Regions from separate parts of the Homo sapiens genome. Here regions 1, 2 and 3 are each linked to region 4. The links are chromatin loops, found by intact Hi-C in ENCODE. Cell type or tissue: endothelial cell of umbilical vein. All regions are shown on one strand. Links, peaks and the distances in the headings refer to the core of each region. The heading gives the core; the rest is flanking DNA.

Region 1 (5,961 bases), core at 291-5,290, 360 kb after region 4:
CAATAGCCAAGATATGAAATCAGCCTAAGCACATGTTACATATATAAGAGATATATATATATTTTTTTATTTATTTATGTACCTACACACCCCCCCATACACACACACACACACACACACACACACAGAATGGAATAATATTTATCCTTAGAAAGAAGAAATTCTGTCATTTGCAATAACATGGATGAACCAGGAGGACATTAAGTGAAATAAGTCAGGCACAGAAAGACAAACACTGCATGATTCGCTTAAATGCGGAATCTAAGAAAGTCAAACTCATAGAGGCAGAGAGGAGAATGGTTGTTTTCAGGGACTGGGGGATGGAGGGAACCAGAAGATGCTAGTCAAAGAGTATAAAGTTTCAGATATTCAGGATGTATAAGTTCTGGATGTCTCATGTATAGCATGGTAACTAAAGTTGATAATGCTGCATTTCATACTTGAAATTTGCTATGAGAGTAGATGTTAAATGTTTTCACTACAAAAAAAAGATAACTAAAAAAATTTTGCTGTGCCACAGAAACCAGAATAAAAAGAATAATTGCTGTATGTTTTAATTTATATACAGTTGTAGAAAACGCAAAGGAATTTATAGTGATAGAAATCTCAGTGGTTGCCTTGGGACTGGGAGGGGGTGAGAGCCAGGGGCATGTGGAAGATTTTGGGGACAATGGATGTGTTCATCATCTTGATTGTGATGGTGGTGTTTCACAGGGGTATAGTGAAGGATACCAAGATATTTCACCCCAAGATACATTTCTTTGGTGTATTTTGAGATGGCCATTCAGAGGGCCTGCAGACAGAAGTAGCCCTGCAAAGCTGTCTTTTGGGGGGAGATTTGCATCTGTGCAGAAAACCTGCACTGATGCAGCCGACTTTATTTGAGGTCTTCCTTTGTCCTGTCTAGGAATGGTTAACCAGGAGTCTGACACCCTTAAAGGCCACCCCTTAGAGGTGTTAAATAAACATTTAGCATCTGTTCTATCTGAGGGCTGCAGCCTGTGAGTTCTCATCTACACAACAAGACCACCTCTGGTAGCCAGGCCTCCTCTTCTCCCCCTTCCATTACCTGTTCTTGGCCATGGTTGGAGCCCCCATTCTTTCTGTAACCTCAAGATGGTATAAAAGCATCAGCATCAACCATGTGGCTGTTTCTTTGAGTTCTTGTATTTTGTGTGACTCCCATGCATGTTAATATATTTGTATGCCTTTTCTCCTATTAATATGCCATTTGTCAGTGGCTTTTCAGTGAACCTTCAGAGAGTGAAGAGGCAGTTTCTACTTGGCTTCTACAAAGGATATGTTAAACTTGTCACCAGACTTCCTAAATCCAGAGGCAATTACGTTTATAACCTTTCAGCTTCTTTTATTTTGCTAATATTTACACATCTCTCTCTTCCTCAATAATGTTCTTATACTGTTATACACACACATATTTGATCAGTTTAGGCTTTATCTGTAGACTTACTCTGGTGGACGTTGAGGATTTGATCTCTCTTACACCTGCACTCTTTTTCATCCACACCCTCCCTGTTTCCCTAGCATAGGAGTCCTTCCCTTATCAATGGCTTTGTGTCTGAGGTTTCATTTACTAGTGGTCAACCGTGGTCTGAACATATTCTGCTGCTACTCTGGTGCTTTAGGTTATTATTAAGTAAAATAAGGATTACTTGAAGGCAAGCACTGAAATACCACAACAGCCCATCTGATAAGCAAGATGGCTACTAAGTGACTTAATGGGTGGGCAGTGTCTGCAGCATGGACGTGCTGGGCATAGGGAGGATTCACATCCTGGGCGCTACTCAGAATGCTGTGCAACTTAAAACTCACACATTGTTTACCTCTGGGATTTTCCATTTATGTGACAATGCCTATGTCATTCACCTCACTTCATCTCATCATGTAGGCGTTTTATCATCTCACATGATCACAAGAAGGGTTAGCATACTGCAGGAAGCTATTTGGAGGGAGAGAGAAGGAGAGCACATTCACATAACTTTCATCACAGTCGATTGTTATGACTTTTCTATTTTATCACCAGTTATTGTTGTTGATGAAGAAAAGTGACTCAGAGCAGTCTAAAGAATGTAAGGTCTGCCGGGCGCGGTGGCTCACGCCTGTAATCCCAGCACTTAGGGAGGCTGAGGTGGGTGGATCACCTGAGGTCAGGAGTTCAAGACCAGCCTGGCCAACATGGTGAAACCCCATCTCTACTAAAAATACAAAAATTAGCTGGGTGCAATAGCACACGCCTGTAATCCCAGCTACTCAGGAGGCTGAGGAAGGAGAATCGCTTGAACCCGGGAGGCGGAGGTTGCAGTGAGCCGAGATCACGCCACTACACTCCAGCCTGGGTGACACAGCAAGACTCAGTCTCAAAAAGAAAAAAAAAAAAAGAATGTAAGGTCTGCAAAACTGATCAGGCCCAAGGAGGCATGAGCATGAGATTTCAGTCACAACCCCTGCACCCAAGCCCAAGGTTAATTGTTTAAAGTCATTACAGTTTCTTTGTTTTCTTCCCTGCAGTTTCCAGACTGGCTGGTAAATTACCGAAAATGTTACCAGTTGCACAATGTAGCCCTCGCCCATTATCTTCATGTTCCTGGAATTTGTGATACAAAAAGTAGCACATAGCCAATCAATAGGTTAGGTCAACTAAAGAACTGCCTGCCCCGTCTTTTTTCCTTTAAAACCCCACTTGTAACTGCTGCTCTCAGAGCATATATTCAGGGAAACTTGAGTCTATGTCCCCTGGGTTGCAGTCCTCAAACTTGTCCCAAATGAACCCTCTACCCATATTAATTTTGTCTCAGTTTCTTCCTTTGGGTTGACATTTCAGAGTGATGCTCCCTTGCCACTGGGCTCTCTTGGATGTGGCACTCAGTGCCAGGATGAACCTATTGAGTTCCTTCGACTCCAGAGGTTTCCCTGGGTACAAAGAGTGAGTCCTCTTGAATTCAGACCTCACTTCCTTTAAGTTGAGGTCTAGATTTTGTTTTCAAATCCTCTCTTTCTTTTAAAAGTGAGGGCTTTCATCTCTGTCTCTGGACAGGAGATTTGGTTAAAGAGCTCTACAGAGAACTTCTGGCTTTTCTGCCTCTACTTCATGGCAAAATATTTGGGTTACAGCATTGGTAGTCTAGTGTAAGTTGTTTCATTTTATTTTTTGGCCTAAAATTACATAGCACCCTTTAAAAATTGCAGCTGCTTCCTATTATTTGTAATTTGGACTTGTATTTCAATTTAATCCATTCCTGCTGGTTTTAAACTGAAAAGAACATGTAAGTGAGTTCTCCCACCCAAAAGTTAAGAGACACTCCCTCCCTCCATACCGACTGGGGACTCTAGGTGACTAGAGACTTTATGGAGGTGTTGAAATGTTCGTCCATGATACGTAGCAGCCTTATAGGACCTCCCTTCAAGAAAAATATCTGCAGGGATTTTTGGCTTAGCCAGAAGGTGCACATAAGGGCTGGTCACCTGGCACCTTGAGTGCTCTGCTGCCGAAAAGTGATGAGAGATTCCGAGACATGTAAAAGAGTGAATCCATCCTGGCTAACACGGTGAGACCCCATCTCTACTAAAAATACAAAAAAATTAGTTGGGCATGGTAGCATGTGCCTATAGTCCTAGCTGCTCAGGAGGCTGAGGCAGGAGAATTGCTTGAACGCGGGAGGCAGAAGTTGCAGTGAGCTGAGATCGCACCACTGCACTCCAGCCTGGAGAGAGAGCAAGACTCTGTCTCAAAAACAAAAAACAAAAGAATGAGTCATGACTCACTGATGACTCTTTGAGGAATGGCACTCACAGAGCAGCACACTTCAGCCTACTACATCGTTCCAGCCTTGGTCACTTTTGAAAGGGAATTTCTAAAATGGTGGGAAACTGATTGTCAAAGCTGAGCTTTCCCTTAAGGATCATCCCCCGGCCCTCGGAAATACCCGCTGTATTTGTGTATAACACCCGTGGAGCTCCACCTTGGACTTACACAACTCAAGATCATCCCAAGTAGCAATGGCCAAATTGGGGGTCTTTTGAAATTTCTAAATTAATATATTTGCACACACAATGGGAAAATGCAGGTTTTAGAACCAGACAAATGAATAGAAAGCCTACTTTCTGATTGCCCTGAGTGAAATCTGGTAATAAGAGATTTGAAAGGATTTTTTAATGAGCTGTATGGTCAGAGTAGGCTTAATTAAAAGCTGATTTTCAAACTATAATTTTTTCCTGTCTTCCTTTTCTCTTTTGGATACTGTTTCTGGGAATTGTTTTTTAGTTGACAGAATCCGCTTTTCAAATATGTCTGGTCCCTCTGTTTGCTTCCTTTCTTGTTGGCATGATTTTTGCTGACGAAAATGTAAAACTTCATTGGCTTTTTATTTTATTTATTTATTTTGAGACAGAGTCTCGCCCTTGTCGCCCAGGCTGGAGGGCAGTGGCACGATCTTGGCTCACTGCAACCTCCACCTCCCGGGTTCCAGCGATTCTCCTGCCTCAGCCTCCCAAGTAGCTGGGATTACAGGTGCCCACCACCATGCCCAGTTAATTTTTGTATTTTTAGTAGAGACAGGGTTTCACCATGTTGGCCAGGCTGGTCTTGAACCCCTGACCTTAGGTGATTTGCCCGTCTTCGCCTCCCAACATTGGTCTTTTAGAAACCTTAAAATCTCCCCAAATTGGCTCCGCTCCTCTAGGACTTGTTTTTCCTTCCATTTCTGCTCCTCCTTCCTTTTGCCATGTTAGATACCACGTGAAGAAATCTAGAGGAGACTTCCAACAGCCCTGGGCCCTCTTGAGGAACACAGGAAAAGGCACCACAGCCCCTTTGTGAGGCCTTTTACTTTCCTTGTGGAGTCCCAAGAGTAGCGGGTATGCCCCTCTCAGGGCTGAAACTCTGCTCTCTTTTGCATTGAGTTACCCGATCTCTTTGGCTTTGTAGGCACCAGGGGTTCCATTGTACTGTGAGAGGGAAGGTGACCTTTGTGTGTGTGACGGCTGGTGAGTCAGATGTGAGAGCTGCAGCTTTGGAGGTGGCCGCAGCAGTTGCAATGAGTGTATTTATTTCAGGGATGACTCGTTTCTTTGTGTGTTTAGATAAGAAAAGTGTGGTTTGGATACTTGCACGTGGTGGGAACACCCACCACCGAGGGATAGGATTCCCATGGGGGCTGGGCTGATGGCAGAGGGGGCTGGTTGCTGTTGGATTGCCCAGCAGTCTCTGGCGAATGTCTTGTAGTGAGGCGCTCTAAGAAAGTGTTGCAGGGCCTGGTCCCATCACGTTTTCCTCATTTGCGGAAAATGGGATTCAATGTAAAAGTGGGATCCTTGATTTCTGAAGATCTAGATGCTCTGCCTTTCAGCTGGGCCTGCTTTTCACATCTGTAAGTATTAGGCCCTGGAAGCTACAAATGCTTTGTGGGCTCTGTTCATTAATGAGCTCTGCCCTGAGCTCAGTGGCCCAGTTGGAAAACAAAGACCAAATTAGAAGCTACCTATCTAAATAAAATTGGGCTCCTTGTCAATCCTGTGGTGAATTCCTATGGTTTTGTGTTACTGTGGGATTTCTTCTTAATCTTTCTCTGACAAAACCAAAACCCTTCTTGAAAATGTAAATTCTTTCTCTGTGTTTCAAGATGTTAATTTGCTACCCTGTTTTCTCCAAAACCAGTAAGGGCTTCAGCCATGTGGGACAGATAAACTTTAATTTGTTCCATTTACAGAGGCACAGTTTAATCCAAGTGTCCTTTTAAACTAGTGAGTTTTACTTGTCTCATGGCTAAAATTTTAAAGTCCAAGCTGTAAAATTTTTGTGCCTATCTCTGTTTTTATGTTTACATGTGTACATGTCTGTGCGTATGTTGTCTGTGTGGTACCAAATTGACTTATAAGTGCATGAGTACTCACAAATTGCGTGCCCAAATGCTTTCAAGTTTACATGACTTTAGCAATCTTTGGTAA
Region 2 (5,961 bases), core at 300-5,299, 580 kb after region 4:
CTTTCCCTGTTCATATTAGTGGGTTGGCATTTTTTTTTTCTAAATGTCTCATGGTTGCAGCCTACTTTTTGGTATGTTTATCTGGGTATTTTTTTTTTTTTTTTTTTTTTTTTTGGGATGGAGTCTCAATCTGTCACCCAGGCTGGAGTGCAATGGCATGATCTCGGCTCACTGCAACCTCTGCCTCCCGGGTTCAAGCGATTCTTTTGCCTCAGCCTCCCGGGTAGCTGGGACTACAGGCGTGCGGTGCCACGCCTGGCTAATTTTTGTATTTTTAATAAAGACGGGGTTTCACCATGTTGGCCAGGCTGGTCTCAAACTCCTGACCTCGTGATCCATCCACCTCGGCCTCCCAAAGTGCTGGGATTACAGGGTGAGCCACCGCACCTGGCCTTATGTGTGACTGTTATTTCTGAACCCAGCTGGCTGGGTTCTTGAGTAAGACTTTCTGGCCCTCTGAATTTTCCCTCAATGTCATTGCTATTGCCCTCCGTCACTGCTCCAGAGCGGTGGGAGACGAAAGCACTGAGCCCAGGTGATCCACCCCTGCCCAGTCATTTCTTGGCCTGGCTTGACTAGCTGAATGCTTGAAGCACTCTTTGCTTATCCTTCCTGTTCATTACGTTAACCAGGAAACTTCCCATGGCCGTGGTTCTGTATTAACATTTTCTGAACAGCGTGCTCCTTTTGGATTGCTTTCAGTTCCTGTGTCTTTGTTAATGAAAATAATCGTGTATTTGCAAAGACATCCTGTCGCCTTCTGTGGGGTTTCCATGTTAGGGACATGTGTGTGTCAGGTCACGGCTCCCCGGGTCTGTTCTGCATTTCTGTTGTCCTTTCTCTGACTGCTGTCCTCTCTGGGTCCTTTCTCAGGCATTCACCGCCGCCATCTCCATCTCAAGCCTGTCTGCCTCTGTGTCAGGAACTCACTGGACATTTTGTCCCCTGTTGTTTTTGTTAATCTACTAGTTCTGTTAGGAATGTTGCTTTAGCACTCGATGTTTCTAAAGGTTCTCTTTTAAAGCTGTTCTCTCAATTTTAGTCTCATTCACGTTTCTATCCAGCCTTCCTCTGGAGTGAGGGACTCACAGAGTCACACTCTTCTCCAGGCCTTTGTGTGCCATGCGCCCCCCTCCTTTGCGTATTTTCCCTGGAATATGCGTGTCTCATCCCTGCGCAGTTGCTGTATCTCTCTCTCACCCTTAACTTCCCTTGCTCAAATATCATTGGGTGAATTTTCCTTGACAGCCTCCCTGCCCCGTTTGACATGATTGCCTTCCTCCGGGGCTCAGTTCCAGGCCTGCCTATTGTGTTTTATGCATCGGTGTTCTCCTTCCGTCTTGGAAGGAGTGGGAAGGAGAACATCCTCGGGATATCCAGTGGGAGGCCCTCAACCTGCTGGAGCCCAGATTTCTTCCTGTCTCTCCCAGAGCCAGAGGAAGCCAGCTGGGCTTCCTTCCTGTCTCTCAGGTTGATCTTTCTATTTTCCAGGGTGGCCCATTTACCTTGTAGTCACCACATTTGGGGGCATTGAGAGAATGCTTAGAACTTTTTTTTTTTTAACCTCCTTTGCCAGCTTGACCTCTGGTTGGTGGAGAAGAGTAAGCGCCATGCTGAGCTAGAATACTCTGATTTTTTTAACTTGGCCTCCTTGTCTGCAGCTCTAGGATGCAGTCCCTTTTCCCTTGCTTGGAGGCAGTTGGGAAGGTTTTTGCTGACTTTTGTCCTCATCTGTTGGAGAGAAGATTTGTGATCCAGCGTCACTCTCCTCGTATCATTATCCCATTTCATTTAACATCAAAGCCCTCACTAGTCAGAACTGGGCCGCACGCGTGTATATTTAGAAGTGCCTGACATCCTTCCAGGGCTGCATTCTCCTGCATTATCATATCAATTGGAGCCCTGCTCCTGTGCAGGTGAGGTGGGGCTGGGGGTTATCTTGCAAGATCAGAGACATAAGAACTTTATTTTGTGCTATATATAAAATCTCAGTTAGGAAATTAAATTCTGCACGGGGGAAAGATGTCAAGGTTGCTTTGATCACATGGAAAAGCAGCAGAGGCGCAGCAAGAGAGAGATAACCAAAGGAGGAAGCTTGCAGGCGCCTCCTCCCAGGCCAGCTGCAGGATGTGGGCAGGAGAGTCTGGGCTCTCAGTCCCGGTGGAGACAGGCCCTGTGTGCAGTGAGTGCTGCAGGAGATGGTCTGCTTACAAGCATGTGCTTCCTGTCATCAGTGCAAGCTGTTAAGTGTGAGAAAAAATGACCGGCAGTGAAGCAGAAACTCACTAAAAGTATTAATAGCCGGTGGCTGTCACCACTTGCTTGCTGTCCTTTACACCAACACTCCCCTAGCCCTCTCCCAAATGCCCAGGCTCATTTACTCCACTATGCAGGACCCCACAGGATGCTGCGGTGTGTTCCGCTTCTCCTCTGGTCTGAACTGTACCTGCACACAGGGCAAGTCCCAAGGGAACCAGAAGCCACCTGGAACAGGAAGCAAATAATAGCACCATCACCACCACCAGGATAGCTGACATCAATTACTGATTGTCTACTAGGAGTCAAGAACTGTGTTATTGTTTTACAGACATTATTTCCTATAAGTTGATCTCATAGTACAGATACAGAAATGGAAGAAAAAAAGATGTTAGGCTATGTATACACATCATATGGCTAGAAAATGCCAGAGAACTTTTTCCTAAGTTTGTTTCTGAAATGCAACATATATTAACTTTTTCCATCTCTTCACCTGACCCCCAAAGATAAAAAGACCTAGAAATCAATCCCACAGTCAGTCTGGGTGGAGTCCGTTTCCCTGTGACGGGAAAGCATATTAACGGGAAAGCATATTAAAGCTGAGGTCCTGCAATTCAACCCACATCCCTGACCCTCGGCCCTGGAGACTCTGGGGGGCAGTGAGCTGTGCACCCCAAAGAGACAGAGCTCCGGAGGCCGAGGCGGGCGGATCACGAGGTCAAGAGATCGAGACCATCCTGGCTAACACGGTGAAACCCCGTGTCTACTAAAAAATACAAAAAAAATTAGCCGGGCGTGGTGGCGGGCGCCTGTAATCCCAGCTACTGAGGAGGCTGAGGCAGGAGAATGGCGGGAACCCGGGAGGCGGAGCTTGCAGTGAGCCGAGATTGCTCCACTGCACTCCAGCCTGGGCGACAGAGAGAGACTCCGTCTCAAAAAAAAAAAAAAAAAGGAGACAGAGCTCCTCTGCTTCCAGCAAACCTCCCTTTTTCTCTCCAAAAATACACATGCATGCCTTTTTTCCTGCTTCCACTGCTGACTTAGTCATTTATTCATTCGGTCAATATTAACCGAGAGTCAAAAAGTCCCAGCCGCGCTCAGGATGCAGCAGAGAGAAAAGCGAAGACCCCTGCCCTCATGGAGCACGCCCTCTAGTGGGGAGAGACGGAAAACAACAAAGATAAATAAGGAGTATTCCAGGATTTATCATGGTTAAGTCTCAAGCAGAAAAATCAAGCAGGAAAATGGAAAAAGAGACTTCACATTGGCCTCTTGTCTGTCCTCACCCGGCAGCTTTCCCAGTGTCGAGGACCCCTCTGAAAACTTTTTTTCGGAACTGGCTGTTTAGGTTTCATATATACCCTGCTAGTGCCAGAAGATTTTAACCATCTCCGGGGCTGTGCCTTGTGTCGATTATGCATGACCATGGATAATCCAACAGCTCTGTGCCCCGGTAGGAGCTCCCTGGAAGAGTGTTGGCTGATGGTGTGACAGCAACTGTAACTCTGCATAAAAGTTGCAGGGGCTCCTTGCCTACGGAGGACGCATGGATGCCCCATCCTGTGGGCTGTGGGGAGAGAAGAGCAGGGACAGGAGAACTAGCATGTCCCACGGGACCACCTGCCAGGCAGTGGCGGTGGACGTGTTTTCTGAGACAAGCCTCACTCCCGTGGTTAAATAGGGGCTATCTACATTTTCAGAAACTCATAGACGTGAGGAGGTGCACCTGCCCGAGGTTCTAAAACTATGGAGCTGAAGACCTGAGATCCAAAGTCCAGCCTGCCTGATGTCATTCTTTGAGGCTCGAAAACAAAGTGAGTCATCTCTGAAATCAAATTACTTGAATTTGAGCAAATCTTATATATTAAAACTTGTGGCAATCACTGCATGATTTATTATAGGACTAGTAAATGAACCACAGCAACACCAAAAATAGAGATGAAAAAAGGGGCAAAAGAGTCATGCAGAAGATGGTTGGATACATTGAGATCTGGCATTGAGCTCCAATTATGCTGAACTGACAGCTGGGAGGTGTCCAGGCTGTCAGATGTGTTCTCTCCCACTCTCTAGTGTACAGCTGGGGCCCATGTGTGACACTTAGCAGGAGGCCCTTTTTCCAGTCCCTTCACAGAGATGGAATGACGCTGTCAGGAGGGCTGGGCAGCTGCTAGCACTGGATGGAGAGAGAAACGAGGAGAAACTTCCAGTTTATGGTGTGTGGGTGTGGTGTGGATGGGGCAGGTGCAGACCAATCTTTCTGAAAAACACTTGGTGATACATACGAAGAGCTTTAAAAAACTATCTTTTGGCCAGGTGCGGTGGCTCATGCTTATAGTCCCAGCACTTGGAAGGCTGAGGCTAGCAGATCACCTGAGGACAGGAGTTCAAGACCACCCTGGCCAACATCATGAAACCCCGTCCCTACTAAAAAAATACAAAAATTAGCCGGGCATGGTGGCACGCGCCTGTAATCCCAGCTACTCAGGAGGCTGAGGCAGGGAGAATTGCTCCAACCTGGGAGACAGAAGTTGCAGCGAGCCGAGATCGCGCCACTGCACTCCAGCCTGGGCAACAGAGTGAGACTCCATCTTAAAACAAAAACAAAAACAAAAAACAGCTGCCTTTTGATTGAGTAATTACTTTGGTAGGAATTTATCCTTAAGCTGTAATGAGGAATATGGATATTACATAAAGGAGTTTCTTGAAGCAGTATGAAGAATAGAAAAAGAATGGAAACAAACAGCCTGCCCATTGTTCAGGGATGGCGAGACACAACCACAAGTAGTGGATGATGCAGACATAAAAATGATGTGCATAAGGAATTTTTAATTTTGGGAAAATGCTTATAATATGCTGTGAAGTGAAAAAAAGAGGAGGACATGCAATTGAGTCACCTTCTCAGCAAAGCTTTCCCCCACCTCCCAGGCAAAGACATAGTCCCTTGCTCTTCTCTGTTAGTGCATATCACAATTGCAATTAATTCTACTGAATTAATTATGTGCACAAGCATCCATCTCAAATCTGTCTTGCATTAGAACGAACGCCTCAGGAGGATAGCCATCAAGTCTACTGTGTTCAGCGATTAATCCCCAGGACCAAGAACAGCACCTGGCACACGGAAGTCACTCAATAAACATATGAGGCAATAACATGGACCCAGGCAATATGCGGCTCTTTGTGCCTGGCTTCTTGCATTTAGCATAGTGCTTTCATGGTTCACCCATGTCATGTATCGGTACCTCCCTTCTCATTGCTAGATAATATTCCATTGCATGGAGATACCACATTTTGTAAAATCCATTCACTTGTTGATGGGCATTTGGGTTGCTTCCACTTTTTGGCTAGGATGAATAACGCTGCTATGAATATTTGTGTGTAAGTTTTTTGTGTGGACGTATGTTTTCATTTCTCTTGGACATATACCTAGGAGTAGAATTGCTGGGTCATATCACAACTCTCTGTTTAACTGAAGAATTGACAAACTGTTTTTAAAAGTGGTGTCACCATGTTGCATTTTCACCAGCAGTGAATGAGGGTTCAGATTTATCCACATCCACACCAGCACTTGTTCGTCTTTTTGACTTTAGCCATCCTAGTGAGTGCAAAGTGGTATCTCACTGTGCTTTTGATTTGTATTTCCACGATGAGTAATGATGCAGGACCTCTTTTCATGTGATTGTTGACAATTTGCATATCTTTTTTTTT
Region 3 (5,961 bases), core at 286-5,285, 560 kb after region 4:
TGATGAACAAACGAATGCAAAGACAGAGCCAGCAGGGGAGTGTCTCCCAAAGGGGTGCTTTGCTAAGGATTTTAGAGAACCTGGTGTGCTGCCTTGATGCTGGTGCCCAGGGGCTCGCTGCCCACTGCAGTGGTGTGGTTCCTGTACCGGATCTGCCCTGATGGTAGAACCTGGCCCTGCCATCCTCAGTGGATGTCTGTTGCAGATGCCACAGACCCAGAAGCATGCCTGGATGATACGGTGGGCTGGTGTGTGACAAAAAGCATTTGCTAGGCACAATTAAGCCGGCTGAAAACTGCAGAAGGGGCAACTAACCTAATTAACAAAGCAGCATTAGTCTGAGGGCTTTACAGAAATTAATTGTTGTTATACAAATGCTGAGCTAATTGAGAATAGGTCTGATTAATTTATCAGAGCAGGTCCTCGTGGATCCGCCTTAGAAACACTATCTTGCAGGCGGCTCCAGCCACAGGGATCTTTACATCACCAGCACTGGTCTCCCCTTCCATAGCTTAACATAGTAGCTGCCTTTCCGGGCTTGCTTTATTTCCACCTTGCCTGTTAGTCTGATGCAGGACTCTTGGGCTCTTGGCTGTGATGGGAAGAAGGTTCTGGAAGCAGCACTGCAACTCTGAGCTGGCTAGATCTCAGAGTCAAAACCAGACGACACTGCCGGTGTCTTTTTCACTTCGCTGCAGTGGTCTTAGATTTAAAAGCCACACACATCAGAACTAGTTTCTGATGGAATCAACTCATTGAGTTGGAAAAATTATAATTTAACATTACATGGAATTTAAAGTCTCTATTACACATAGCGGATGCACAATCAAACACGGTTCATTCTTGCCTCCCCCTCTCCCCTGCCAACTCCCCCTCCTAAGTGATGGGGCAGACAGCACAAAGGGTTCTTGAGTTTTGAATGTTGGGAGTGTGTCTGGAAGCCTTGTTTTGTTTGCAGCAGTCGTGGCCGCACCTGCGGGCCCACACCTTGTGGGCAGTTTCTTGGTGCGCGAAAGGCGTAGTGCACCCAGGTGCAGGGCTCTGCCCTGGCGCCCTCCTGTGACAGTGCCGGGAGCGGCGGGGTGCGGGGCACCGCCAGCTGTGGTCTGTCCCGGTGACTGGTTTCTTCTGAGTGTCTCAGTTCTGCAAGCCATCGTAGCAATGGGTCCTGACCGTGTCTCTGAACTGTCTGGCAGGCGGGCAGTGTGTCACCCGCTTCCCTGGTGGTAAGTGCGGCCAGGAGGATGCGGCCTGTGGATCCTCCCCGGACCTGTGAGCAGCAAGCCTGGGACTGAATCTGTCTGCATCGTTAATCACCGATTTGCTATCTCTTCCTCCACAGCATATCACTCCCTTTCCTCTGGAGGAAAAATGCCTCATGATCTAAAGCTGAAGGCATCTTTCATAATGAAGTGCTTCCTGTGCTGATTCATGCGTCCCCTTTGCCCTCGCGAGTCCCCTTTGACATCCTCCACACACAGAGCGCGACAGGAAACGCGTGTCCTCTGGTTAAGCCACGCTGACTTCCCTGAGGGTTTGGTACCACAGTTAGCACTTTTTGGATGAGGAAGATGAGGCTGAGAAGGGCGCCCAAACCGACCTCCCGGCTGCAGGAGTGTGCGGCCTGAAGGGAACCCCGGGGAACTGCGCAGGCTTTGGGAACCACGCAGGCCGGGTGCAGACGCAGCTGCCCTGCCAAGTAGCACGTGCTCCTGGGAGAAAGATTGCCCTGGGGGAGACACTCAGCCCAGCCCTCAGGTGAACGGACCAGGCCACCAGGCCAGTGGGGCTGAGGGCGGGGAGCCCTGAAGAGGAGAAACCCCGGGATCAGATCTGCATTTTGGGACTTCATGGCAGGGAGGGGCACGGGTAAAGACCCACACGGTGAGGTGGCTGCTGAATTATGGTCCTGAAGGTTGACACAGAGAAGCCAGGATGGGAACAGGGGCTGGAACTGACAGACTGGGATTGCGCAAGGAGAGTGAGGATGAGGGTGACGCACTCGAGGGTGTCCTCGGACCCCAGAACATGATATCCAAGCGCGGGGCTTCCACAGACAGCATGAGTGGGTTCTGTGCAGTGAGACTTTCAGGTCGGAGCCTAGGTGTGGGCGCGGAGGGGCAGCAAGGCCCTGGGGACCCGGCCCTCCCTATCCTCACACACCGTGGTCCCCAGAAGCCTTTTGCTTCACGCCAGCTGCCCCAGGGTGCAGGATGGCCCCCGCCTTCCGAGGTCTTAGGTTTAGGAGGACACAGAACGGAAGGAGAAGGAGGGGCTCCTTCTGGGGGGACTCTTCCTTTTATTCTAGAAGCAGCGCCCTCCTCAGGGGCATTGGCGTAAAAATCATTGGCTAGGCTATTTCACGGCCACCTCACTCCGCCAAGCCCTAGGCAAACGGGAATCTTTACCCGGCCATATTGTGATTCCGAAGCAGCTTGGAATTCTGTCATTAAAGAGACACAAGAAGGAATTCTGTATAACTGGCCGTGTCGGCTCCTGGGGAGGCCACGTTGGCTCGGGCTAAGTGTTCAAGATGGTGTGGTGCAGTGAGTCAGGGGCCCTGACCGGGACCACCCGTAAGTTAAGTGGGGCGTGTGGTCTTCAGGGCGCACAGGTGGAGATGCCACTACATGGTCGCATGTGGGTGTCCACAGTGCAAGAGAGGCCCTGGGCCAGAAACCCAGCCCTAGGCTGTGCCTGTCCCCTGGCCATCTCTGGCTCGCCCTCCCTCCTGCCTTTTCTCTGTCCCTGGGGATGGTTTGCAGGCTCAGACCGCATGTCTGGATTGGCAGTCTCATTCTGCAGGCTCTGCAGACCTAGAAGAACAAAATGCTACCAAAGGAAGGATGCAATTTATCCATACAGAGGCTAGTTTGGACATATGGGAGGAAGTCTGTAAGGGTAGTTGCTTGTCTCTTTTGGATTTCAAGGGCGAATGGAGCCCGGATGCTGGCAGCCCCTCCTGCCCAGCGCCTTGGTTCCCGGGGAATTGAGCCTTGGCTGCTGGCTCAGCCTCCTCTGAAACCAGCAGCCCAGGGTTGCCTTAGAAACATGGCCTGGTGTGGCAAAGCCTATCCCGGGGTCTTTCGTGTTTGTGTCCTTTGAAGCCTAATTTAATCGGTTCCAAATTCTAGAACAAGAGTTCTCTCAGGGTAGCTGCAGACGTGCTCCACCCTCATCCTCCCACCCAGGAGAACCAGCGAGCTCTGGAGAGCCGCCTGCAGTTCTCCCTGGAGCCACAAGATGGCGCCAGGCCGACCGTCAAGGCCGTGGAGCCGGGGAAGAGGGGAAACGCGGGATTCTGGAGTCCCCAGCCCCTGGCCGAATCGGCTTCTGGTGCGGCCGCGTTTGGGGCCGCGGCTCCACCCCCTCTGGCTGGCCAGTAGCCTTCATCATGGGGGACGTGAGCAGACCGAGTGAGAGCTGCCATTTTTCTGGGTGTGGGCGGACAGTTGTGCAGGCCCATGTTATAGACAGAGAGACTGAGGGCGAGAGGCGCCGCCCGCCCGGGGAGCCGACTGCGAAGTGCAGAGCCGTGGTCCCCCGAGGTGTCCGCGCGGCCGCCTCCGGGCGGGGGTCCCCGGGCGCCTTCAGGCCGGGTCTGCTGCGATGCGGCGCCATCCGCGTCCGGCTCCTGGGGCCTGCAGACCTTCCGGGCCACTCCTGGAACCGCGCCGAGACCCAGGCCAGGGTGCTGAGAGCCGCATGTCGCGGCCACCAGGGGTGTTCCTGAGGACTCCACCGGGCTCAGACGAGGCGTCAGGCGGGGACGGTGCGGATGAGCGCCTGTTGAGGCCGGGGCTGGCCAGGCAGGGACAGGGAGCACAGGGAGGACACACAAAGCCGACAGCGTCAGGACGGATCTGGGGAGCAACGTTGCTGTCGCCGTGTGGACAGGACACCGACATTAGCGTGGCATTGCTGGGATGCGGTGTCTCCTGGTGAAGGGAGGAGAGTCCGCGGTGGACAGAGCACCCAGCCCAGGAGAGCCTTGGACACCGCTGGGAGGCTCAGCCTGAGGGTAGCGTGGAGTGGCCAGAGGGTTTCCGCCGGGAGCAGGGGATACCTGGGCTTCTATTTCAATACTGTGCTAACCTGAAGCCCTGAATCCTCCCGGGCCGTCCCTGGAAACCCCGGTCCATGCCCACACCTCCCTTTCTGACTCCTCATTTGTCTGTGCCAGGCACGCAGGACCCTAGTCACAGTTGTATTTGTCCCTGCACTTTCTCTGCAGAAATAAGGTAGGCTCCTGGAAGTAGGGAGTCAAATGTGTCCTGTGCCTCTCTTAGGCTTCTGGGAACCCAGGCTTCCACATACAGTAGGCCTTTAGTTGTTGACCGAAACAGATGCTAGATGCTGTTTGAATCTGCCATGATGGCGCACAGTTTTCCAAAACTCGTCCCTTAGGGCTGCAAAGCCCTGAAATGCAGCAGAGGAGAATCAGAGAGCTTAACTGGCGCAGCTCCCATCTTGAGCACTGCCTTTGTAATTAAATGTCAATTATGATTCATTCAGAGGAAAATCAATTGTGCTACTTTCATAAACTTTTATTTGGTTATTGAAAGGCAAGATTTCTCTAATCAGTTTTTCATTAAGTCAGAGCTTGATTTGCAACTGGAAGCTTCCAAAGCCCTCCCGTCCCACTGCTGTCCCTCTTTGGCCTGAAGAATGTGACCGTTTGGGGTGTGACCCTAGGTTCATATTGCATCCGTGGGTTCCCACACAACCCTGTAGAGCATCCAGACCCACTGCTGCCTCTTTCAGAGCCAGTGTAGACAAGGTCATCTTCAGAGCACTGAGCCTCAGTTTCCTCATCTGCTAAATGAAGGAAGTCTTTAAATGAGGTAGTGGATATGAAGATAAAAATGCCTGGCTCTGGGCCTCACAAATAGATGCTCAACAGATACTAGTTCCTTAGTAGATTTTAGTTTCCTTCCTGCATCCTTGATTTCTGCCTGGACTCTTCTACTTTAAGTGGGGCATTGTGCAGTTTATGGCCAAGAGCCCAGAATGTAGAACTTAGCACCTAGAACTTTGGTGCAGCAAGGCTGGGAGTCACACACCACCTCCCCAGCCCCAGCTTGTCCCCCACAGAGCAGGCCTGCATCTCTCCACCGACCTCGGAGCATTTCCTGGAATCTGCTCCCCAGCTTATTGTGATTTCTAAACATTTACTTTAATGCTTGGATTAATTTTTCTGGTATGTGTGTGTGCACAGGCCTGCAAGTATGTATGTGTACATGCAGGCATGTCTACTGCATGTTGATGCCCTGCCTCTGGAAAAAGTCTGGGGCACACACCATTGCACGTCAGGTAGGGGAGAATTGCCTGAAGGAGAGACGACCATTGCACCAGTGCAGGAGGACTTGGTGGCAGCCCTATTCCCTCTACTTGCTCCTGCTACGTATGAGTTCCCAGTACGTTTTAGCCAGCAGCCTGCTTTGCCGCCATCACTTGCTCCCTGTAGCCTGGGAAATGTTTGTGGCTAATTTTCAGCTGACCGGCAGACTCTGAAGAGGGTGGCCATGCTACTCAGTAGGAATACAGTCTCAAAAAGAGGGGGAGCAGGGCTGCCAGAGTGGGGTGAGGTCTTGCCAGACAAAGGAAAGAAAAGTGCACAGGAAGGAATCTGTGCAGCAGCTTTTCTTCAGGTAAGCCAGACTAATCCCTGAGATCTCAGGCTGAGGGACCAGCACTTTAGAAAACAAACTTGCAAGAGCTTAGTGATGGTTAATGTTGGCTTGTCCCACATTAGCTTGCTGAAGATGGGCATGTATATACCTCCTCTCATTGCCCACCCAGGACACCCCCAGACCTGGTCTCCCAGATTGCCTCTCTCCACCCCTCCAGTTTATAGTCTCCACCACCTCCTACTTGTGCCTGTTCCATTCTTGCAAGAGAAGTTTCTCAAAAGCCAGCTCTATAGCTACTCACTATTCATCACCAAATGTACTTCCCAAG
Region 4 (5,961 bases), core at 501-5,500:
TACCTGAAGGCTGAAGCAGGAGAATCACTTGAACCCCGGAGGTGGAGGTTGCATTGAGCCGAGATTGCTCTACTGCACTCCAGGGCAACAGAGCAAAACTCTGTCTCAAAAAAAAAAAAAAAAAAAAAAAAGAGCGGAGGCAGTGTGGTTCCAATAATGGTTCAGGGGGCCTGTTCCCTGCATTCCTTTATCGAAGGCTCTGTGCTTGGCTCAGAGCTTGTGAACACAGGCGGTTGTTTAGTACTCACCATGTGGTTACCACACATGGGTGCCTCTCACTACGTGATGGGTAATTTGCAAGAGGACTCACAAAGGAGGTTTGGGCATGCACCTTATATAAAGAGAGGTTTCAACACGTGCTTCTGTGCAGCTCGAAGGAGCTTAAGGAGCAAGAAGATAGCTGGATCTGGAAAACTCCTTTATGAGAAGGATGATGGACTCAGATGCTCTGAGAGCATTTGCTGCCTTTTGAGAATTGTGCCTTGTAATATTGATCTTTCTTTTCTCGCAAAGCCACGATGGCACTGATTCTCCCCCTGATGCTGATGAGGTGGTTATCGTCCTCAACAACTTCAAAAGCAAAATTATTAAAGTGAAGGTGAGTTTGGTAAAAGTAGTGGCATTCTGTTATTGGACAGCTGTCATTTAAAAATATGTATCTTGGAACCAGCCCAAGAGTCTCTTTGGAATTTGCTATGGCAATTATAGGGATACTGCTTTAAGGCAAAATGTCTTTGTAACTGTGAGTTTGTGGCTTCCCTCAACTGAAAGATTGTACCTTTTGGGTAATCTCGGTGTGCAGAACATGTCCCATCTTATATAAAATATTCTCATAGATGCTATGTTGTTTATATAGCCACAATTCATAGTGTTGTTGATGATTCTTTTCTCAATATTGGGGGAACTGGCAATGGAAATTTTCAACAATAATAAAATGATAGTCCTATTTAATTTCTTTTGACTTGTACTTTCCGTTCTCTGAATGTTGAAGCTCTTAGTGCCTTAAATTCAAGTACAGTATATTCTTGAAGAAAGAATCATTACACACAGTGAAACCTAAAATAGGCCATCCATTGTTGAGAAGAAAAATGGTCACTGTACTGCCAAGAAGAAACCCCTGTTTGTGCTAGTGAATCCTGAAAACTGGTCATAACATGAAATACCTCCCTCCCAACAGCTAGAGCCCCCAGCAGCCACACTCTTCCCTGGAACTAGCTGTTGACTCATTGAATCGTGCTTCTGGTTTCACTGCACAGTTGAGTTTGCGGCTCTTTGCCTATGTTGCAAGCTGAAAATGGGGTTCATCTAATTAAAAGAGGTTGCTGTCTCCTCACATAAGGTTATGATGTGAATGTCCTGGCGAAGATACTTCTATTGAATCCTTCTAGACTCTGGGTGGGGTTGTGCCTGTTTGTGAGAGAATTGATTGATAATTCCCTATTGATGACAGGCTCACAGTGTATATCCAGTGAGAGGCAGTTTTATGCCTGTGAGACATACTGGGAGTAAGGTTTATCACATTTGATTGCAGGTTCAGAAGAAGGCAGATATGGTGAACGAAGACTTGCTGAGTGATGGAACGAGTGAGAATGAATCTGGATTTTGGGATTCCTTCAAATGGTAAGTTGACATTGTAAGAGTTATGTTTTTAAGGAAAAACTGAGATATAAGCACCATCCATCCCTCCTTTTTGCATCTTGTGATTCTGTCTGGGCCTTTCACATTCTACTTTGTGCAGCTACATCTCACACTTATATTTGGCATAGATGAGTATTTTCCACTCGATTGATCCAAAAGAGGTTCATGTCTCCTAGTGGGGAAGTTACTTCTGCTCCATACTTTGTGACTCTCATTGCCTGTACCTGCTCTTTGGAAATTTGACTGCTCCCTGCTCAGTTTACTTCCCGTTGTGTAAGTTGCATTCTGGTGCAGCCTGTGTTCAGTCTCTTCCTAAAACAACACTGTCGGAGAGTGAACATTCTTTTTGTAGGTTGGTTTTGTCAGTCTTGTGGTCTCTCCAGGGTGTGAGGGAAGCTTCATAACCACTCCTGCTGCAGCTCACCCGCTAGGGAAGGATGGGAAGCGCAGTCTCTTTCCTCTTACTTTCAAAGGCCGTGTGTCTGTATGAGTGTTTCAAGTGGTCTTTTTTTTACCCTTATTGTTATAGGGGCTTTACAGGACAGAAGACTGAGGAAGTGAAGCAAGATAAAGATGACATAATTAATATTTTCTCCGTTGCATCTGGTCATCTCTACGAAAGATTTCTTCGGTCAGTCTTGTTGATTATTTCATTATATATGATGAATGAATTGGTCAGTGTTCTTATTTAGAGAGGAAAGGTTTTGTGGGATTCTGCTCATTATACTCCTGTGTCTTTGAAGCACTCTGAGCATTGTGACTGGCTTGCCATTTATCATTGGATTTGTTTTGATCCCGCCGTCTCTGTGAAGTTGAACTATGTAGTGAGTGCTTCTGGATATTACAAGGCTGCAGCCCTTTAACGTCACTGTACACATTCATAGACTGTACTGTTTACTGCCTGCCAAACATTGCTTAACCCAGAGATTAGGAGGTTGACATAGAGAATAGAATCAGAACAGAACCATGGAATACTTCACTGCCTTGTAAAGATTCACAGGATTTTAGAGCCAGGAGAGAGCTTAGTTCTTACATGTGAACACTTCTGTTTTATAAACAGGCTGAGGCCCCGAGTGTGAAGGGACTTGTCTAAGGTCACACAGCTACAGCCAGAAGAGGCCACGGGCTAGGGCTGCCTGATGTAGTGGTCACCAGAGGCACTGTCAGGAAGGCCTGAGAGTCACTTTTCTCATTGCCAGGGCTCTGTTCACTCTTAATTTTTCACTACAGATCTAGTATAGAAAATCAAAATGTCATTTGTCTCATTTTTAGCCCTCTTATTTCCAAGAAATAATATCCTACCTAAAATAGTGACAATAATAACAACCGAATTTGGTTAAATTCCTCCATTCAAAAATGTGGTTTTGTTTTCTGAGTAAGGAGGCCGGAGCTGGTAGCCTTCCTCTCTAAAGCAGGGCCTCTGTGTAGGCTGCAGGAGGCGCTGTGGTTACACATTCTTCCCTTAGCACCAGATGCTGATGTCATGTGACAGGAGTTTTGGGGAGTGATGTCAGTTACCCCGATTTCCAGGGTTCATCTGGACCATAACTAATATATCAGTTCATGAAGCAGTTTATTTAGAGGTGTAACAGAATTAAAACATTTGCCTCTGTCAGTTAAGTGTAGTTTTATAGGTGAGGAATGCCCCTTCTCTTTAGTGATAACTTCATAAGTTGGAGTAAGTACAATTTTTCATTTTCCATCACTGAGCGTCTCCCTCGGCCTAATTGAGCCATTAGTTAGCTCTGCCGTAAAGAGCATTTAGGTGTCTCGTGATTGACTCTACATAATGTTGAGGTTAAATAACATTGGAAAGCTGTTATTAATTACCTGCTTTTGTTTGGCAGCATAATGATGCTATCCGTGCTGAAGAATACCAAGACTCCTGTGAAATTCTGGTTCTTGAAGAATTACTTGTCCCCCACATTTAAGGTTTGTTTCACAGAGAAAGGGAAAACATTCTTATTAAGGAGATATTTACTGTATATTTTTCATGACTTTTGTTTTATCTGTATACTTTAGCAAATTTTCCATTTACTAAGATACCCTAATTTGGTTGCATATTTTTATTTTGATTATTCTTCCAGATTGGTCTATTTGAAGGAAACAGTTAAATTGTGTTTAAAAACTTGGATGATATGGTAGGAGAGTCTTTTGTTGTTGTTATTATTAGCAGTGTCTTACTGAGATAACGTTTCCTTCCTCTGAAGCCTGCATGCTTGCTTTAATTTAGAAAGCACAGCGATGGTTTACATTGAAGAGAATGATTGGTGTTAGCATGAACCACTCCTAGATGATGTATGGAAGTAGTGCTTCCTCTGTGCAAAACAAAACACGTACTTGGAATGTTTTCTGCATTACTTATATCAGTCAGTATTTGTCATCTAAGTTGATTTATTTGCATCCTTTTTTTTTCTTGTAGAATTTACTAAGTGACTTTTAATATATTCAATAACCATTCTCCTTGATAAGCACTTTACTGCTGGCGCCTAAAGGTGCTTATACTTAGAATCTGAAAGACTTATTCAAAAAGGACAACACATTTGTCCAGAGTTCTGGCTTTGCAGTGTTATTCCCTGGGTTAGATCTGGCCTCGAGGAAGGCTTGTCATCAAGCTCAGTAAATGCCTTACTGAAATCAAGTTTAGACAAATGGACTTAAAGTTCATGTGCTGTAAAAACACACACAGAGGGATATACATCTAAAATCCTTCTCTTGAACATTCTGTCATTTCATGTGGTGACCAGAAGTCATAAAGAAATGGGGATTTGACAAAGGTTTATATCTGTTCTTCTATGTAGTCATGAGTGGGTCACGGCCGGTCTTTGTAAGACCACTGTTTTGGTAAATGTGTTTTATTTGTCCCGTATCATGGTGGTTGGCTTACATTATGAAAGCAGTTTTCTTAATCAGAAGAAATGATTATTTGTTGTTCCCATGTCTAAAAATAGGAGTTTATACCTTACATGGCAAATGAATACAATTTCCAGTATGAGCTTGTTCAGTACAAATGGCCCCGGTGGCTTCATCAACAAACTGAAAAACAGCGTATCATCTGGGGTTACAAGATCCTCTTCCTGGATGTACTTTTCCCACTAGTTGTTGACAAGTTCCTGTTTGTGGATGCTGATCAGGTAGGCCCTTAAAGGCCAAGTTTTGACAGTTTGTATTAAAAGCAACAAATTGCTTCTTTTTAAATGCTATTTTTTCCACTTATGGAAAAGGACATGCTTATTTTACATTTAGAAAATATGAAAATATGTATCACATAGATGTCATCACTTTTTAAATTTGCATTTAGCTTATCTCCTTTACATCTTTTTCTCTGTCTTTTTAACATCATTGTGATGACATAATGTGTGCAGTTTTGTATCTGACTTAATTCATTTAACATGAAAACTAAAAATTAGAAAATTAACATTTAGCAGTGCTTGCCATCATCTCTAATTATCTGCCCAAAAGATAGGAGTTATTGTCATGGGTAATAGACGAAGCTTAAGTGGATACATGGCTTTGGCAGTAGGGAACCTCCGGATATTCTTCCGGCCGTCAGGGTTTGACTTAGTGAAAGGGAACATGTGATTTTAGAGCATACAAACTCAAACAGCATAAGTGTACGTCTGCCCACAGCCTTCCACTTCAGCCCGAGCGGGCGGAAACCCAAGTCAGCCACCTGAGTGGAAGGATGTAATGTGTGTGAAAGTCACTGGGACAGAGACTTCACTCACCTCTTTGGAATTCTCTTCCACTGGCTTAGCCTGAAGTGTGCCTTCCTGATTGTAACATAGCCACATTTAATCCTTGTTGAGTACTTACGATGGGCAAGGCATTATTCTACATCTGTCCATCCATATGTTAACTTACATAATCCTCCCAGCAACCCTGTGAGATAGGTACTGTCATTATCATTATCTCCATTTTACAGATGAAGAAACTGAGGCACAGAAAGGCTAAGCAGTTGAAATTTGTTTTATTCCTACTCCCACACACCTTGCTAAGAAGTGTCTTACATGTTAGTGAGTCAACCAGGTAATAAGTGGAGCAATCAAAGTGCATCTGCCCCTAGTGCCTGTGCCACTAACCACGGAGCAGCCTTCCATGCTGCCTTAAGCGAGCCACTCTGTATCTGAAGGAAACCGCATTAGAGCTGTCTGCATGGTTGCTTAACAAATGACTTTTTATATTCTCCAGATTGTACGAACAGATCTGAAAGAGTTAAGAGATTTCAATTTGGATGGTGCTCCTTATGGTTACACTCCTTTCTGTGACAGCCGAAGAGAAATGGACGGCTACAGGTTCTGGAAGTCAGGGTACTGGGCCAGT

The links. A loop is a pair of places that touch in the nucleus more often than their neighbours do. Peaks named below come from ENCODE experiments on the same cell type or tissue, not always from the same donor. Only the 100,000 strongest peaks of a DNase experiment are listed, where the experiment ranks them.
Region 1: a loop joins it to region 4, with 3 times the contacts of the local background. A loop is called at or near these places in 3 of 110 quality-filtered maps.
Region 2: a loop joins it to region 4, with 21 times the contacts of the local background. A loop is called at or near these places in 3 of 110 quality-filtered maps.
Region 3: it touches region 4 in a loop (5-fold over the local background); 4 of 110 quality-filtered maps call a loop at or near these places.

The regions. Positions count from the first base shown.
Region 1 is chr2:128,532,329-128,538,289 of GRCh38, forward strand. The region is part of intron 1 of LOC105373611 (a long non-coding RNA gene); the gene reads left to right. Among named protein-coding and RNA genes, the nearest start is that of HS6ST1, 220 kb to the left of the region's middle. RefSeq lists enhancers at 4,176-4,972, 4,973-5,769. In endothelial cell of umbilical vein, for the core only: no CTCF peak of the experiment used is centred there; no DNase peak of the experiment used is centred there.
Region 2 is chr2:128,752,180-128,758,140 of GRCh38, forward strand. No RefSeq gene overlaps it. Among named protein-coding and RNA genes, the nearest start is that of HS6ST1, 440 kb to the left of the region's middle. RefSeq lists an enhancer at 2,411-2,610. In endothelial cell of umbilical vein, for the core only: a CTCF peak has its summit at 3,404 (motif pointing left); no DNase peak of the experiment used is centred there.
Region 3 is chr2:128,733,539-128,739,499 of GRCh38, forward strand. No RefSeq gene overlaps it. Among named protein-coding and RNA genes, the nearest start is that of HS6ST1, 420 kb to the left of the region's middle. RefSeq lists an enhancer at 931-990. In endothelial cell of umbilical vein, for the core only: a CTCF peak has its summit at 3,245 (motif pointing right); a DNase peak (open chromatin) is centred at 3,253; H3K4me3 peaks cover 218 bases.
Region 4 is chr2:128,176,301-128,182,261 of GRCh38, forward strand. It overlaps UGGT1 (UDP-glucose glycoprotein glucosyltransferase 1), which reads left to right. Exons shown (of 41, transcript NM_020120.4): 32 at 514-598; 33 at 1,532-1,620; 34 at 2,168-2,269; 35 at 3,486-3,570; 36 at 4,590-4,772; 37 at 5,830-5,961. Among named protein-coding and RNA genes, the nearest start is that of UGGT1, 88 kb to the left of the region's middle. RefSeq lists an enhancer at 2,935-3,229. In endothelial cell of umbilical vein, for the core only: a CTCF peak has its summit at 3,057 (motif pointing right); DNase peaks (open chromatin) are centred at 3,151 and 3,981; H3K27ac peaks cover 2,104 bases.